Regions from separate parts of the Mus musculus genome. Here region 1 is linked to region 2. The links are chromatin loops, found by intact Hi-C in ENCODE. Cell type or tissue: heart. All regions are shown on one strand.

What was found. Peaks named below come from ENCODE experiments on the same cell type or tissue, not always from the same donor. Only the 100,000 strongest peaks of a DNase experiment are listed, where the experiment ranks them.
Region 1: it touches region 2 in a loop (2.9-fold over the local background); 4 of 42 quality-filtered maps call a loop at or near these places.

The regions. Positions count from the first base shown.
Region 1 is chr9:64,136,620-64,144,619 of GRCm38, reverse strand. Lctl (lactase-like) reads right to left here. Exons shown (of 14, transcript NM_145835.2): 14 at 6,502-6,814. The coding sequence ends at 6,699. Zwilch (zwilch kinetochore protein) reads left to right here. Exons shown (of 19, transcript NM_026507.4): 17 at 428-540; 18 at 4,604-4,729; 19 at 6,561-7,476. The coding sequence ends at 4,692. Among named protein-coding and RNA genes, the nearest start is that of Lctl, 23 kb to the right of the region's middle. In heart, a CTCF peak has its summit at 3,882 (motif pointing right); no DNase peak of the experiment used is centred here.
Region 2 is chr9:64,250,783-64,258,782 of GRCm38, reverse strand. It overlaps Map2k1 (mitogen-activated protein kinase kinase 1), which reads left to right and starts at 5,178. Exons shown (of 11, transcript NM_008927.4): 1 at 5,178-5,570. The coding sequence starts at 5,491. In heart, CTCF peaks have their summits at 4,766, 4,967 (motif pointing right) and 5,954; a DNase peak (open chromatin) is centred at 5,072; H3K4me3 peaks cover 2,433 bases; H3K27ac peaks cover 2,019 bases; H3K27me3 peaks cover 286 bases.

The DNA.
Region 1 (8,000 bases), 110 kb after region 2:
CTGTGTGAGGGTGTCAAAAGCCCTGGAATTGGATTAGAGATATGTGAGCTGAATGTGGGTGCTGGGAATTAAACCCTTCTCTTCTGGAAAGAGCATCCAGTATTCTTAACTCCTGAGCCATCTCTCCAGCCCTAGACTATTACTGCTTTTAAAAAAAATTGTTTTTCTTTGACATGTGTGTATGTTTTTCTCTCCCCCTTTCTTGACTGTACTTCTCCAGCTCAGGGATTGTGGCCTATTTATATCCGTACTCAGTGCTTGTCACACGTGGATTTCACTGGATGACAGGAAGGAAGGAAGGAAGGAAGGAAGGAAGGAAGGAAGGAAGGAAGGAAGGAAGGAAGGAAGGAAGGAAGGAAGAGCTACTGTTTGGTTATTAGTAGTTTACTTATTCATTTTAATTTTCTTTTGGTATTTTTTTCTTCAGTGAGAAGCCGCAGAAATGGAGAGTGGAGCTCAGCAATAGTCAGAAGAGGGTGAAAACAGTGTGGCAACTGAGTGACAGCTCCCCTGTAGACCATTCCAGTTTCCACAGGCCTGGTAAAGATGCTATGTAGTCATTAAATCTTTATGGGAGGAATCATTGTTGCAGGTCTTTCCCTGAACTGTAGGTATAAAACAGACTTTAAAAGAAAATCTGACTTTTGTGCCATTGTGAGTTTTAGAAAAATTCAAAGTATAATAATCACTTGTGAGTGCTTTTTCTTATTATCCTGGATAAAAAGAACCTTTGCTGGGGCTGGCTCAGTGGTTAAGAGCACTGACTGCTTTTCCAGAGGTCCTGAGTTCAATTCCCAGCAACCACATGGTGGCTCACAACCATCTGTAATGGGATCTGATTCTGTCTTCAAGGCATCAGGAGCTTAAAACAAGCAGCCAATTGTACTTGCTCACAGTCAGGAAGCAGAGTGCATGGGTTGCTGAGTTCCCTTCCTCCACTCACACCATCCAATACGGTGGGTCGGCCCACGTCACTTAACATAAGAACATCTCTCACAGACATGCTCAGATGCCCATCTCCCAAATGATTCACTAGTCTAACGATCTGAAATCAATACCAACCAAGACATCTCTACCACCACTTGGTCCCTGTCACCATATAATTTCCACCCTACTTTTGGTACTGATTTATGTCTTAGTTTCTTTTCCTGTTACTATGATAAAATTCTCTGACAGAAGCCGTGAAGGGTGAATGGTTTTATTTCCTCTCACAGATCTCCACTCACCATGGTAAGGAAGTCAAAGCAGAAGGAGCTTGAGTAGCTGTTGCTAGAGATCCCTTAGTCAGCAGAAGAAGGCAGTGCCTGTGTGCTCGTGTCCGCTTACTTTCCCCACTTTAAAGCTGTCCAGAGTGGCCGGCCCAGGGATGATGGTCTGTCTATACTGAGCAAGTCTTCACACTTCAGTTAACACAATTAAGACAAGACCCCACAACATGCCCACTCCTATTTCCCAGGGGATTCTGTCTCTCATAGATAGATAAACATGCAGAAATCATTAAACTAAAAAAATTTTTCCTGGGAGCCATCAGTTAAAATCATAGCATGTGGTTTTTTGTTTGTTTGTTTGGTTTATTTTTTTTCAGATTTCTTTTCTTTTTTTTTTTTTTTTTTTAAGATTTATTTATTTATTATATGTAAGTACATTGTAGCTGTCCTCAGAAACTCCAGAAGAGGGCATCAGATTTCGTTACGGATGGTTATGAGCCACCATGTGGTTGCTGGGATTTGAACTCGGGACCTTCGGAAGAGCAGTCGGCGCTCTTAACCACTGAGCCATCGCACCAGCCCCCTCAGATTTATTTTATGTATATAAGTACACTATTGCTTCAGATATAACCAGAGAGCATCAGATCCCATTACAGATGGTTGTCAGCCACCATGTGGTTGCTGGGAAATGAACTCAGGACCTCTGGAAAAGCAGCCAGTGCTTTTAACGGCTGAGCCATCTCTCCAGCCCCCATGCCATGTGTTTTAAGTATGATATAAAACTTAAAATCTAAAGGGGGTTAAAATCAGCTGTGGATGTTGGAGAGATGGTTCAGAGGTGACCTTGCAGAGTACTTGGGTTCAGTTCCTAGCATCCACATCAGGCAATTCAAAGCTACTTTTAACTCCGGTTGCAAAAGATTCAATGCCCTCTTCTGGTTTTTGTGGGCACCTTCAATGCACATACAATTTTAAATATAATCCTTTTTTAAATTCCAGGTATATAAAAAAGAGAAAAAATTATATACATATTTATCTAATATATATATATTTAGGCCAAGCAACAGACATAGTAAACTAGAAAAGCACATTTATGGCATGTGTTCAGAAGAGGAACATGTCCTAGTATACTACAAAAAAATCTTTGCAAGTACTTGAGGCTGAGGCAAATGGATCTCTATGTTTAAGGCCAGCCTTGACTACAAAACATGTTCCAGGACAGCCAGATCTACACATAGAGACCCTGTCTTAAAAACCAAAACATGCATACATGCATGTGTACACATGCACTTAAAAAACTCAGTGGGAAGGCATGAACAGTTTACCCAAAAGGAAATTCAGAGGTCATCTCAAAAGTAAAAAGTGCAGGGCTGGAGAGATGGCTCAGTGGTTAAAGAGCACTGACTATTCTTCCAGAGATACTGAGTTCAAATCCCAACCACCACATTGTGGCTCACAACCATCTGTCTTCTGATGTGTCTGAAGTGTACTCACATACATACATACATACATACATACATACATACATGAAAGAAAGAGAGAGAGAGAGAGAAAAGGAAGAAAGAAAAGACCTTTTTTTAAACTTTAAAAAAAAATAAATAAAAAGTAAAAAGTGCAAGGAGCTAGTGTGTTGGACCATGCTTGCAATCCCAAGCACATGGGAGGTGGGAGCAGAAGGAGCAGGAGCTTAGCCTCCTGTAGCCTGAAAACTCGCTCAAAAAGGAAAACTGAAGCTAGGAAATTAATTAGCTCAGTGATGAAGCACTTGCCTACATGCACCTTGATGTCTATTGCCAGCACTGAGATGGGAGTTGGGGACAGAAATACAGGAGTAGTAACAACAAAGTCAGCCAGGTGTGCAAGCCTGGATTATATAGTTAGTTTCAAAACTCTAGGCTAGCCTAAACTACAGAATGAGATTATTTACTTGCTTTATTTATTTATTTGTTCTTTTTAAACTACAGTTATAGCTGGATATAGTAGTGCATACTTGTAGTCCCAGAACTTTAGAAGCAGATGTAGGACCTCAGAAGTTCAGGTCATCCTTGGCTACATAGTTTAAATTAAGGCCAGCCTGGCTTACATGGGACAGTCTCATCCTCACCAAAATTAATGAAAGAAACCAACAAAAGGTAAACATTTAGGAGATTAGATGTTTTTAAGTCAGACCTACCTTTCAAGATATGTAATGGTATTTTGCTCCTAAGTAAAACAGTTGTCTTTAAGAACAGGGAGACAGGGCCGGTGAGATGGTTAGGTGGATGAGAGCACTGACTGTTCTTCCAAAGGTCCTGAGTTCAAATCTCAGCAACCACCTGTAGGATCTGATGCCCTCTTCTGGTGTGTCTGAAGACAGCTACAGTGTATAATAATAAATAAATCTTTTTTTAAAAAAAAGAACAGGGAGACAGACTTAGGGAACGAGCACACTTTCTTTCAGCTGCCATGGAATAGAGAATAATATTTGGAAGTAATGGGGTAGAAAAATCAAGTGTCCACTAGACAGTGGTCCACCAGTGGGTGCTTAGCAAATAACAGTAGTAATGATAAAAACATGGGAATCACAAAGGAAGTGGACACAATCCCTCCAAATGCTAACTGGCTGTTTCCTTGAAGCACAGGAGTCATTCTTTTTTTTTTTTTTAAGATTTACTTATTTATTATATGTAAGTACACTGTAGCTGTCTTCAGACACTCCAGAAGAGGGCGCCAGATCTCATTACGGATGGTTGTGAGCCACCATGTGGTTGCTGGGATTTGAACTCTGGACCTTCGGAAGAGCAGTCGGGTGCTCTAACCCACTGAGCCATCTCACCAGCCCGAGTCATTCTTTTAGAGGGTAGAGAAATGAGTGTACATTTAGCTGTAAGGCTGTAAATTCTGCCTGGGGATGGTGGCACACACTTTTGATTCCAGTACTTGGGAGGCAGAAGCAGGTGGATCTCTGTGAGTTTGAGTCCAACCTGGTCTATATAGCAAGTTTCAGGACAATCAAGGCTACACAGAGAAACCCTGTCTTAAAAAACCATAAAGGGGTTGGGGAGGCTGTAAATGCTAAGAATTTCTTCTCTAAAATTATGTTACAGAATGATTCAGAAAAGACACTTGTTGATCCTTAAGTGGTGGCACAAAAATTAATGTAGTTGTTTCCTGAGGGAAGGTAGTTCTTGTTTGTTTTTGTTTTTTACTCTACTTTGAATGTTGTTTAATCAAAACATCAGGAGGGTATGCTGTATAAATAAATATACCCCGTATAGACTCTGCCCCAGCAGGGTTTGGCCAAACAGAGTCTTTTCAAGTGGAAGTCGGGTGCCATCCACACTTCTTACGCAACTGCCGTGTTGTGGTAAAGTCAGGTGAGAGCTCTGACTGGCTCGTTGTCTTTCTGCTTGCAGAGTTTCCTGAGCTGACACTGAATGGTAGTCTGGAAGAAAGGACAGCCTTCGTTAACATGCTTACCTGCAGCCAGGTGCACTTCAAGTAATGCGCACTGCGGGCCCTTGCAAAGGGTCTTCTCTCCGGTATGTTGTGATGAGTCCCCGTGTCTTAGCTAGTTCTCCATTGTCGGTACCACATCCACTCGTCGTGACTAACCGCTCCCCAGGCCACTGAACGGCCACCAGGTTCTTACTTGGCTTTCTTTGTACCTTTGCTTGGCCACTTACTAGGTCTACTTAACTCTAGAATCAAAGAAAGTTTTCATCTGTAGTGTGATTTCAAAATCATTGATAAAAGAGAAAATTGTAAACAGACCCTCAACTTGACATGAAAAACAAAGTTTTGTTAATAAGCAGTTTTCCTCAGCCAAATTTCATTGAGCCCTAAATGTAAACACCTTTTTAAAAAATACTTGATTTTTAAAATCAAAATCAAAGCACCCCTGAGCAGTGGCTGTGCACACCTTTAGTCTCAACACTCAGGACACAGAGACAGACGGATCTGAGTTTTGGACCGGCCTGATCTAAAGAGGGAGTTCTAGGACGGCCAGAACTACACAGAGAAATCCTGTTTCTATAAACCTAAAAAATAAAATCATCTTTCTATCCCGAGCTTATCCCCGTCCCGCGGGAAATGAACACAGGACACACCAGATTCTTCCACGGTTAACTTTTACTTCTATATCATAGTGAGGTAGACAAAGAAGGCTCAGAAAGTGTGTGGCTTAAATACTTTTGGTGACGTGTCTAAACTAGGACTGGTAGTAACACCCATGATCCTCATGCACCCTGGGGATAGGTTAAAGCCCCCAGGGGTTGGGCAAAAGCCCCGGAGACTGGTGACTTTGGCTGGCTGTGCTCTCGCAGCTGCGCACAAAGAGGTTTAGCACCATCTAGTGGCGGCACATATATTGCAGCCCTTTACATCTTTCTTTGAGTTTATATTAGCTAAAAGGATTGATGGAAAATCCTCTTACTTTTGGGTTTTGTTTTGTTTCTGAAACAAAAATCTCACTGTGTAACCCTATCTGGCCTTTTTGTTTGTTCGTTTGTTTGTTTCATAAAAATAAATAGAATTAAATAATGAGTAAAATGCCTGATCTTACCATTCCCCCTTAAGCCTCATTTGCCCTTTAGTAAATGGAGATTAATTTTATCAGAATTTTAAAAATAAAATGAAGCTGGGCGTGGTGGCTCACGCCTTTAATCCCAGCACTTGGGAAGCAGAGGCAGGTGGATTTCTGAGTTCAAGGCCAGCCTGGTCCACAAAGTGAGTTCCAGGACAGCCAGGGCTATACAGAGAAACCCTGTCTCGAAAAACAAAACAAAACAAAATAAAATAAAATTTAATGTTTCCGGTTTTTTGTTTTGACAGGATCTATGTAGTCCTGGAGCTCACTATGTAGATCAAGCTAACCATGAACTCATAGAGATCTGCCTCTCTGCCTCTGCCTCCTGAGTGCTGGTATCAAAAGCATGCGCTACCACACCTGGCTTTAGTTAAAATTTAAAAGGAAAAAAAAAAACTTTGTTTGGTTTGCCACCATAGCGTGGTATTGCAGAGTCCCTTTGCTAGCCACAATGCAGTACCTGTCACTCATAGTCTCCCTCAGGAGGCACATGTCCTGCCCACTTGCTGCTCACCTGCTTAGCTAATAGTCTGAAGCCTGAAAGGGGTTTAGACTGATAGTGTCCATAAGATATGGCAGTGCTCAGTGACAGTCATTTGTACATTAAAGTAATTTTTCCAGAAAATGAAAAATCATCAAGTTATAAATCTATACACATGTTCCTAATTTTGAAAAATGAGGTGTGTGAATGATAGGTAGCAAATATTAACTCTGACTTCAGGAGAGTTGAGACTACAGGTTTCTTTCATTTTATTTATGCTTATTTTTATTTTCTTAAATCACAGCACAAAACAAAAAGGGGGAAAAGAGTGAGTTAATTTTCAGAGCCTGAAAAATAGACATCACGTGAACTTCTGCAGCAGAAAAGAAGAGTGATCCTGAAGAGATGCTTTGACAGATGAAGGTGGAGAGGAGATCCCGTCTCAGCCACGTCTCCTGAGGAGAAGTGTCAGCATCAGGGCAGCAGTGAGGATGGAGAGGGCGCAGACTGTGGGGACCACAATCTCTGAAGCCACGTGCATGTGCCTAAGCAAGGGCTCTGAAAGGGACAGATACATCCACCAGAAGTGAGCTGTGTTTTGAAACAAAAGCTAAAGGAGATGGGCCACTGCGTTTCTAATTTTTCTTATTTGTTGTAAAAGTGAACCAGTAAATCAAACATTATTTTGAAATGGAGTTTTGGAGCCATGGGACAAAGGCATCATGTTCACTTGGTATGCACACAGCTTTTGGGAATCCTTACCATCACACAAAACTTACATCAGTGCTGGAAATGTAACAGAAAATCTGGGGATGCCTGACTTTGGTTATTTCCCTGGTATTTTATTAAGCTTGAGTATGGTTAATATTTATGCTGGCGTTGCATTAATCTCAAAAGATTAGCACCTATATTCCATGGATTCTCTCGGCTTTAGTCCAAATATTTTTAACTGGGCATGGCAGTACACACCTTTAATCCCAGCACTGAGGAGGCAGAGGCGGCCTGGTCTACAGAGCAAGTTCCAGAAAAACCACAGCTACACAGAGAAACCCTGTCTCAAAAGGAAAGACAAAAAGAATCCCTGGGAAACATTTTCAGCTTTTTCAGTTTGTTATTCTCAATATACTTATATCCTCATATATTACAATTTCTAATGGTAATTCTAATACTTATTTCTTTGTAAACACAAAAATTCACTAAAATGTTAAATTATTTGATAATTGTTGCCTGGTTTAATCTTTGAGAGCAAAGTGTTATATCCACCAATCCAATGGAAGACCTTCATGGGACTGATTTGTCTGCTGAGCCCTCTGGTAACAGGTAAACAGGCATGGATATGTTCTCATGCAGCTCACAGGCTGGTCAGCAAATGCTCATTACAACCATGTTGCAGTTACTTACATTTGGTGAGTTATGGTTTATAATCTGTAGACTATGGCCTACTTATTTATGCATGTGGGGACACTGGTGCATGGACATACAAAGTACAAAAGGTAGCTCAGGTGAGGGGGTTTCTGCACCACCTGCTTTGACCCCACATTAAAGAACAATATTAAAACAAGAAGTAGCTGGGTGGTGGTGGCACACACCTTTAATCCCAGCACTTGGGAGGCAGAGGCAGACAGATTTCTGAGTTCAAGGCCAGCCTGGTCTACAGCGTGAGTTCCAGGACAGCTATGGCTATACAGACAAATCCTGTCTTGAAAAAAACAACAAAAACCAAGAAGTATATTTTTTTTGCTTG
Region 2 (8,000 bases):
AATAGTAGAAGTACTATTGATCTGCTGAAGGAACTTAGCAATAATGAATCCTAACAACATTCAGCTGTACCTATAGGTGACCGTCCCACTCAGCCTCGCAGAGAGGCTCCTCCTGCGGTAGATGGGAACTAATACAGAGACCCACAACTAGACAGTGCGGAGAGCGAGAGCCCTTGGAACACTCAGGAGGGATGTCTTCATCACATCCCTCCCCTCAAGGCTCACGGTACTTCAGGAGAGGACGTGGGAAGAGTGTAAAAGCTAGAGGGACAGAGGACTCCAGGGAAACAGTGTCTTCTGTACACAACAGGACTGACACACACACACAAACTCAGAGGCAGCGCGGCCGGGCCTCCTCACAGGTGCAAGCAGGATGGGCTCCCAGTGCTGAGAGGGAGAGGTGGGCCTGAGCTCTCTCTCTTAACCAAGAAGCTAGCTCCAAATGACATCTGCCTGCAAAGGGGTCTCACTGGCATACAAGCCACACCTAAGGGGAAGGCCCCAGGTCCAGCTGTAGATGGCTAATGTAGAACAAAGTCAACTGTATTTTTGGTTCTTTTTTTGTTTTTTTGCTTTGTTTTGTTGTTGTTTAGTTTTTTTAACCTTATTGTTCTCTTACTTGTATATGATGATCTGAATGTGTGTTTTTATGTGTGTGTATGTCTGCACGTGTATGTGTTTCTCTTGCTTTTTTCTTCATTATTTGGTTTTCTTTCTTTCTTTTTTTTCATGTTTATTTTCTTTTTCTTTTCTTTCTTTCTTTCTTTTTTTTTTTTAAAGATTTATTTTATGAGTACACTGTAGCTGTCTTCAGACACACCATAAGAGGTCATCAGATCTCATTATGGATGGTTGTGAGCCACCATGTGGTTGCTGGAATTTGAACTCAGGACCTTCAGAAGAGTAGTCAGTGTCCTTAACTGCTGAGCCATCTCTCCAGCCCTCCTGTTTATTTTCTAAAGAGAGAGAAAGAAATCATGGAATTAGAAGGGAAGGGGATGGGGATCTAGGAGGAGATGAGAGGGGAAACTGTGATCAGAATATATTCTATGAAAAAACTTAAAAAAAAAAAAACCCAGCAAGCATGATGGAATGCATTGTAATCTCAACACTGGGAAAATGGAAACAGGAATATATCTGGAGTCTCCCCACAAGCCAGCCTAGCCTAATTGCCAAGGTCCAGGTTTCAGTGAGAGACATGTCTCAGCAAACCAAACCAGACCAAATCAAACCAGAAAAAAAAAAAAAGTAAAAAAGTAAAAATAAAAAAATATAACAAAAAACCATGGTAGACATCCGAGGAATGACATCGAGGGTTTCCTCTGTCTTCCACACATGCACACCTGTGTATCTCATCCCCTCCCTACATAGCACACATACAGCATGTGCACATGCATCCACAAGCACAAAGAAAAATAATATAAACAAAAAGTCGGTTATGGTAGTGCTCGGGAGGGTGAGGCAGGTGGGTCCCTGGTTCTCTCTAGCCAGCCTCAAAGCACATGGCGGCAGTACCTGAGGAGCACAGTGAGGTGACTCTGGTCTTCACACTGGCATGCAGACACACATATTCACAAAGTTGATTTCAAGTCAAAAAAAAAAAAAATGCAGCCAGGCGTGGTGGCACACGCCTTTAATCCCAGCACTCCGGAGGCAGAGGCAGGCGGATTAAAAAAAAAAAAAATGCTGGAGGCAAGATGTCCCTGTGTTGATCTGACTGCTCTGGAACTCAATAAGTAGACTAAATGTGGCTGGCGCCAAACTCACAGAGATCTGTTTGCTGCTTCCTCTCTGATGCTGAGATTAAGGACATAGGTTACTAAACTGAGCAGTACACTCTTCATCACTAAAAAACGGCATATGCCCCATATGAAGAACATAATGACTTCTATGTACATATGCAACTATTTATATTAAGGCGTGGATGTTGAGAACAGGTAGAGGGAGGAAACAGAGAGGTGTTGGTCAAAGGATACAAAGAAACACATAGGAGAGATGACCAAGTCTGGACTTTGTTTCTTTGATATAGAATCTGAACATATTCTTTGTTGCCTTTGAGTTTGTGGGTACCTCCCTCTTTTTTTTTTTTAAAGATTTTATTTATTTTATGTATATGAGTACAGTGTAGCAGTCTTCAGACACACCAGAAGAGGGCATTGGATCCCATTGCAGATGGTTGTGAACCACCATGTGGTTGCTGGGAATCGAACCTCAGGAAGAAGAGTCAGTGCTCTTAATCACTGAGCCATTTCTTTAGCCCGGGTTCCACCCTCTTTAATGTTGGGGTTACAGATGTCGGCTACCATATCCAGCTAAGTGTAGATCTCTAGTATCTACTATGGGGACTAAATTGATAAAATTGGATGTGGAGTTTTTGCTGAGTAAGTAGATTTTAGCTGCTATTGTCATACTCTGTGAAAAGATAAATGCATTAATTTTCTCAACTATGGTAACCATTTTGCTATTTATATCTACCTCATAATATGTCTTAACTTTCAGATACAAGGTTTATTTAAAAAAGAAAGAAAAGCTAAATTTACTGATAGACACATTCCATTAGAACAGACATTTTCTTACATATTACATTTGTGTCTTCATTCTCTCACAGTGAGTCACCAGTATACGTGGTTGGCATGGTTCATATGATTGATTTAACAAGACCTTGGGTTGTCTAGGGGACAAGCCTCTGGGTGTGACTATGAGGGAGTCTCTAGCTAGGGTTAATTCAATTGGGAAAACCCACACTAAATACAGGTGACACTGTTTCATGGGCTGGGATCCATAACTAATTGAAAAGAAGAACAAGGGCTGGAAACTATTTCCATCTCTCTTGCTTCCTGACTTTGGATGCTGGGACCAGTGGCCTTATGTGCCGGCCACCATGGTTCCCTACCATGATGGATATGAGCCAATATAATCCTTTCCTTCTTTAAGTGCCTCTTGTTGGCGTTTTGTTACAGCTAAGAGGAGAGTAATGCAGTTATATTTAACATCCTAGTTATGTGACCAACCATGTTGTAGATAAACAACCTTTCATCTAAAATGCTAGGCCTTCCCCACCTGGATGTCTTGCTATCTGGAGGTGGAGGTATTTGGCAATGAGAAATACCCCTTCGGGCTTCCTCCCTGCCTGGAAGTTAAGTCTCTTGCCTCAGCTTTCAACAGCCTCCTTACCTTCGAGTTTCCTGTAACACCTGGCTCTGGAACACCCGGGGCAGATGCTTATCTGTTCCTTATACCTAGTGTCTTTAAGTCTGAGTGGTTTCAAAAGAGGAAGCTGGAATGTGTATTTTCAGAAATTTATTTTTGTTTTATATGTATTTGTGTTTTGCCTGCATGTACATATGTGCACCATGTGTGTGCCTGGTGCCCTTGGGGGTCAGCAGAGAATGCAGGCTCTCCTGGAACTGGAGTGGTGGATAATTGGGAACCATCATGCAGGTGCTGGATATGAGCCTGGGCTCTCAGCAAGAGCAACATGTCCTCTTAATCACTGAGCCATGTCTCCAGCCCCTGAAACTGCATTTTTTTTCTGAATATGAACTATTGAGCTATTTGATAAATTCACATCTTATGCTCCAACAACCATCACAGAAAGACAGGATAAAACAATATTTGTTTATCTTGATGCTGATAGACTAAATGGGAAGTTGGTAGACTAAACCTAGAGTCTTTAAGGGGTGGGCAAGATAGACAGTGTCTCATGTGGCCCAGGTTAGGTCTGAAACTTGCTAGGTAGAGGAGGAACTTGCTAGGTAGCCTTCTGATCCTCCTGCCTCCGTTTGGTCAGTGCATGCCCCTCAATACCTATTTATGTCCTGGTGATTAAAAAAAAAAGATTTATCTGATTTATTATTATCATCATTTTAATTTTTCTTTTTTTTAAGATTATTCATTTATTATATGTAAGTACACTGTAGCTGTCTTCAGATACTCCAGAAGAGGGAGTCAGATCTCGTTACAGATGGTTATGAGCCACCATGTGGTTGCTGGGATTTGAACTCAGGACCTTTGGAAGAGCAGTCGGGTGCTCTTACCCACTGAGCCATCTCATCAGCCATTTTAGTTTTTCACGACAGGGTTTCTCTGTGTAGTCCTGGCTGTCTTGGAACTCACTCTGTAGACCAGGTTAGTCTCCAACTAGGGATTTCCACCTGTTTCTGCCTACCGAGTGCTGGGATTAAAAGTGTGTGCCTGACTTTATTTTTAATGATGTTTGTGTGTGTTTGGGTATGTACACAAGAGTACATGTACCCTCAGAGGCCAGAGGCATGGTATCCACTACAGCTGGAAGTTACAGGTGGTTGTGAGCTGCCCAAACACGAATGCAGGGAACCCAACTAGAGTCCTGTTAAAGCAAGAAACACCCTCAACTTCTGCGCTAGCTGTCCAGGCTACTCCAAACTTGACTTTGCCAAAAGGCTTAGAAAACGAAAAAGAGGATATGAGATTGGATACATTTAGGTCGGCTGACCCCATTAATTAGACTTCAATCTGCTCTCAAAATAGGCTTCACTAATTTACCACCTCTGCAGCACGGAGTTCTCAGCTGTGTACCTCCATTTTAGTAGAATTAAAATAGAAAAATCATGTCAGTTTAGTTTAAGGAGTCTCTTGACAAGTTTTCTTTTATTTTGAGACTGGGTCTCACAATGTATCCCTGGCTGTGTAGACCAAGCTGGCTTCGAATGCGTACACATCAGCCTGCCTCTGCCTCTTGTACTGGAATTAAAAATGTGCACTCCTGGCTTTTGTTCAATTTAGTTTGCTCTTACTCAATTCCGCTTGGCCTCAGGACACGAAAAGGGGTCCTTTTCTTATTTATTTTGTACTTTTGTCTGGGTCAAAATGACCCAGCCCAAGGGAGGAGAAGAGTTGAGATAAATAGGCCAAGCAGCCCCACTCAAAGGCAAGATGACCTGCGTGCAAGAACCTCGTACAGCAGCCACCTGGATACCGCTGGTCAGCAGAGGGCGCCCGGAAAGCCTCCCTTTAACTCCGCCCCAAGCCAATGCGCCGCGCCTCCCGTGACGTATTTCCGCGTCATCTGCCTCTGAGGCTAGTCCCCATTGGCTGTCGGCGAAGCGACGGGGGCGGAGTCAGGCGGGCGTGAGGGAAGCGCTGCAGCCCCCGTGGGGGCGGGGCCTGCTCGTTTCCCCGCCCCTCCCTCACCCTCCAGTCCCTCACTGGGACGTCTGTGCGCGGCGTCTCGGAGCGCCGGAGCAGCGGTGGCCGCACTTTCTCCAAGCTGGGGCTGTAGCTGAGCTGTGGGTAGTGCGCAGGGAGCCGTCCGAGCCCGAGGAACCGGTGTGCTGAGGCGAGAGTTCCCGGCCGGCGAGCGCGCGCAGCTGGTTCTCCGCGTGGGTTGGGCGGAGGGTCCCAGGAGCGCGGCGTTGATCGAGCCGCCCCGACTCTGGGCAGAGCCGAGGGAGGAAGCGAGAAGCGGCCGCGCGCTCCCTGCTGAGTTGCAGGCTCTTTCCCGGCTGCAAGATGCCCAAGAAGAAGCCGACGCCCATCCAGCTGAACCCGGCCCCCGATGGCTCGGCGGTTAACGGGACCAGCTCGGCCGAGTGAGTACCGGGAGTGGCCGGGAGGCCGCCACCGCCAGGCGAGGCTTCGTCACGTACGGCCCGGCTGGCGGGGGGCGAGGAACTCCGGCCGCCGGGCTATCAGTGACTAAGCACTGATTGGGTGCCTGACTCACATCGACCGTGCACCCTACAAGTCCCGATCCCCCTCTTTCCCAACAGTGTCTGTCGTCCCTGGCCACCGACATCAATCTTCGCCCAAGAAAACGAAACCTAATGCGTCCCCCCCTAGCTATTGCCTAAAGGGCATACTCTGGGATTCTGGCCTGTAACAAGACGCAGAGCAAATTCAGGTCGCTTCTCATTAACCTTTGAGACCTCCTCGGGGTCTGAGTGTGGACTTGGGATGGGTGAGCCCCATTTACTTTTGGTGCCTGACACCTGTGGGGCCTTGTGGCCGGTTGATCGCCTGGCCAGCGGGGGCGTGTGTTCACAGATTTCCCCATGGCTTTTCCCTGGTTCACTTTGGGGACTCCCTCATCCGTGGCCTTTTTCTTGAGAAGTACCTTGCTCGAGGGAGGAGTCTCTCTTCATCTGTCCGTTCATGCAACAGTTCATCCCCTCACCGGTTATTCTCCCAGCTTTGCTTAGTTGACCGGGAGCCGGAAATTGACTTGAGGCATAAGAACGATGACCAGGGAAACAAAGCCAAAGGTTGCTCGGTATCTGCAGGGGCCAGTGTTGCTTACAGACAGATAAGAGTTTATTTCATAAGGTGGGTTTCTGAGCCCACCTGTTGGGTTTCTTCTTCATCTTTCCCTGAGGTCAGGAGACTTGAGAGGTATCTGATAAAATGAAAGTAGCTTCAGGCATTCTGTCCTTTGGAGATTATTGTAACCCCCCTCCCTCCTTTCCCTAGATTTTAATAACTCAGGACCTGTTGGTATGGTTACTGTCATTGATACCTGCAGTAGTATCAATGGCAGGGCTGGTAGTGGTGGATTTGTGTGAGCATAGCCAGATTATTAAGACTTGCTTCAAACACATCTTTTCTTTAGGTCCTTGACATTGCCCTTGACGTTGGATTTGTAACATATGTCTTTGAGCAGCATAATTAGCATTTGTTCAGTGTGTATGTACAGCAGTTTACCCCCTGTAAAACAGACTGCAAGTCCCCCTCCCCTCTTTCAAGGTAAGGTATTCTTCAGCAACTCTTTTCAGGACAAATATTTTTGTGAGACAATGGAGTGGGATGGGTAGGGTCTATATGTGTAACCCAGACTGGCATAGAATTAGCACAAGCTTTTTTTTTTTTTTTAATCATATTATTTTTAAATTTTTTTATTATTTTATTTATTTACATTCCAGTTGTTGCCCCCTTCAGTCTCCCCTCCCACAGTTCCTCATCACATTCCTCCTCCTCGCCTCTGAGAGTGCCCCCCCTTCCCTGGAACCTTAAGTCTCTTTCCAGGATTAAGCTCATTCTCTCCTCCTGAGACCAGACCAGGCAGTTCTCTGTTATATATGTGCCAGGGACCTCGGACCAGCCGGTGTATGCTCCTGGTTGGTGGCTCGGTGTTCGGGTGCTCCCTGGGGTCTGGGTTAGTTGAGACTGCAGGTCTTCCTATGGGGTTGCTCTCCCCTTCAGCTTCTTTAATTTTTTGCCTAATTCAACCATAAGGGTTCCCGACTTCAGTCCAATGGTTGGGTGTAAATTATATTATTTTTAATGATACATGTGTATGTTTGTCTGCATGGGTATGTGCACATGAGTGAGGTGCCCTTGGAGGCCAGAGCTATCAAGATTCCCTGGATTCGTTGGAGCTAGTTGTGAGCCATGAGTGCTGGAAACTGAACTGTAGTCCCCTGTCACCTGCAGAAACAGTAAGGGCTCTTAAGTTTTCAAACTGCTGGGCCATCTTTCCAACCCTTAGGATAAGTTTTGTTCACTCTAGATTCTTGTCAAAGGTTAGGGCCCTATCTACCTTCAGATCTTTGATTTTGCAAGTGGAGATAGATACCTGTTGTCATGCTCTTGTTCTTTTTGACGTTGTAACTGTACTCCTTTAAAGGAAAGGTAGCTTTCATGTAAAGAACTGACTAGGGTGCCAGAGGAATAGCTCTGTAAAAGCGCTTGCTGTGCAAACCTGATTATCTTTCAGTCCCCAAATCCTGCATTGGATGTAGAGAATCAACTCCTGAAAGTTATCCTTTGACCTCCACACAAATGTTGTGGAATCTGCATGCCCACACTCACACATACAAAGACAGTAAATTTTTAAAATTTTTGTTTGTTTGTTTGAGGTAGGGGCTCACTAAGTAGCCATGGTTGTCCTGGGACTCACTTTATAGACCAGGCTAACCTCTAACTTGCCTCTGCCTCCCAAGTGCTGGGATTAAAGGCAAATACTGCCACTGTTTTAGTTTTTTGTTTTTGTTTTGTTTTTTTTTAAAGAAACAGAATCAGGAATA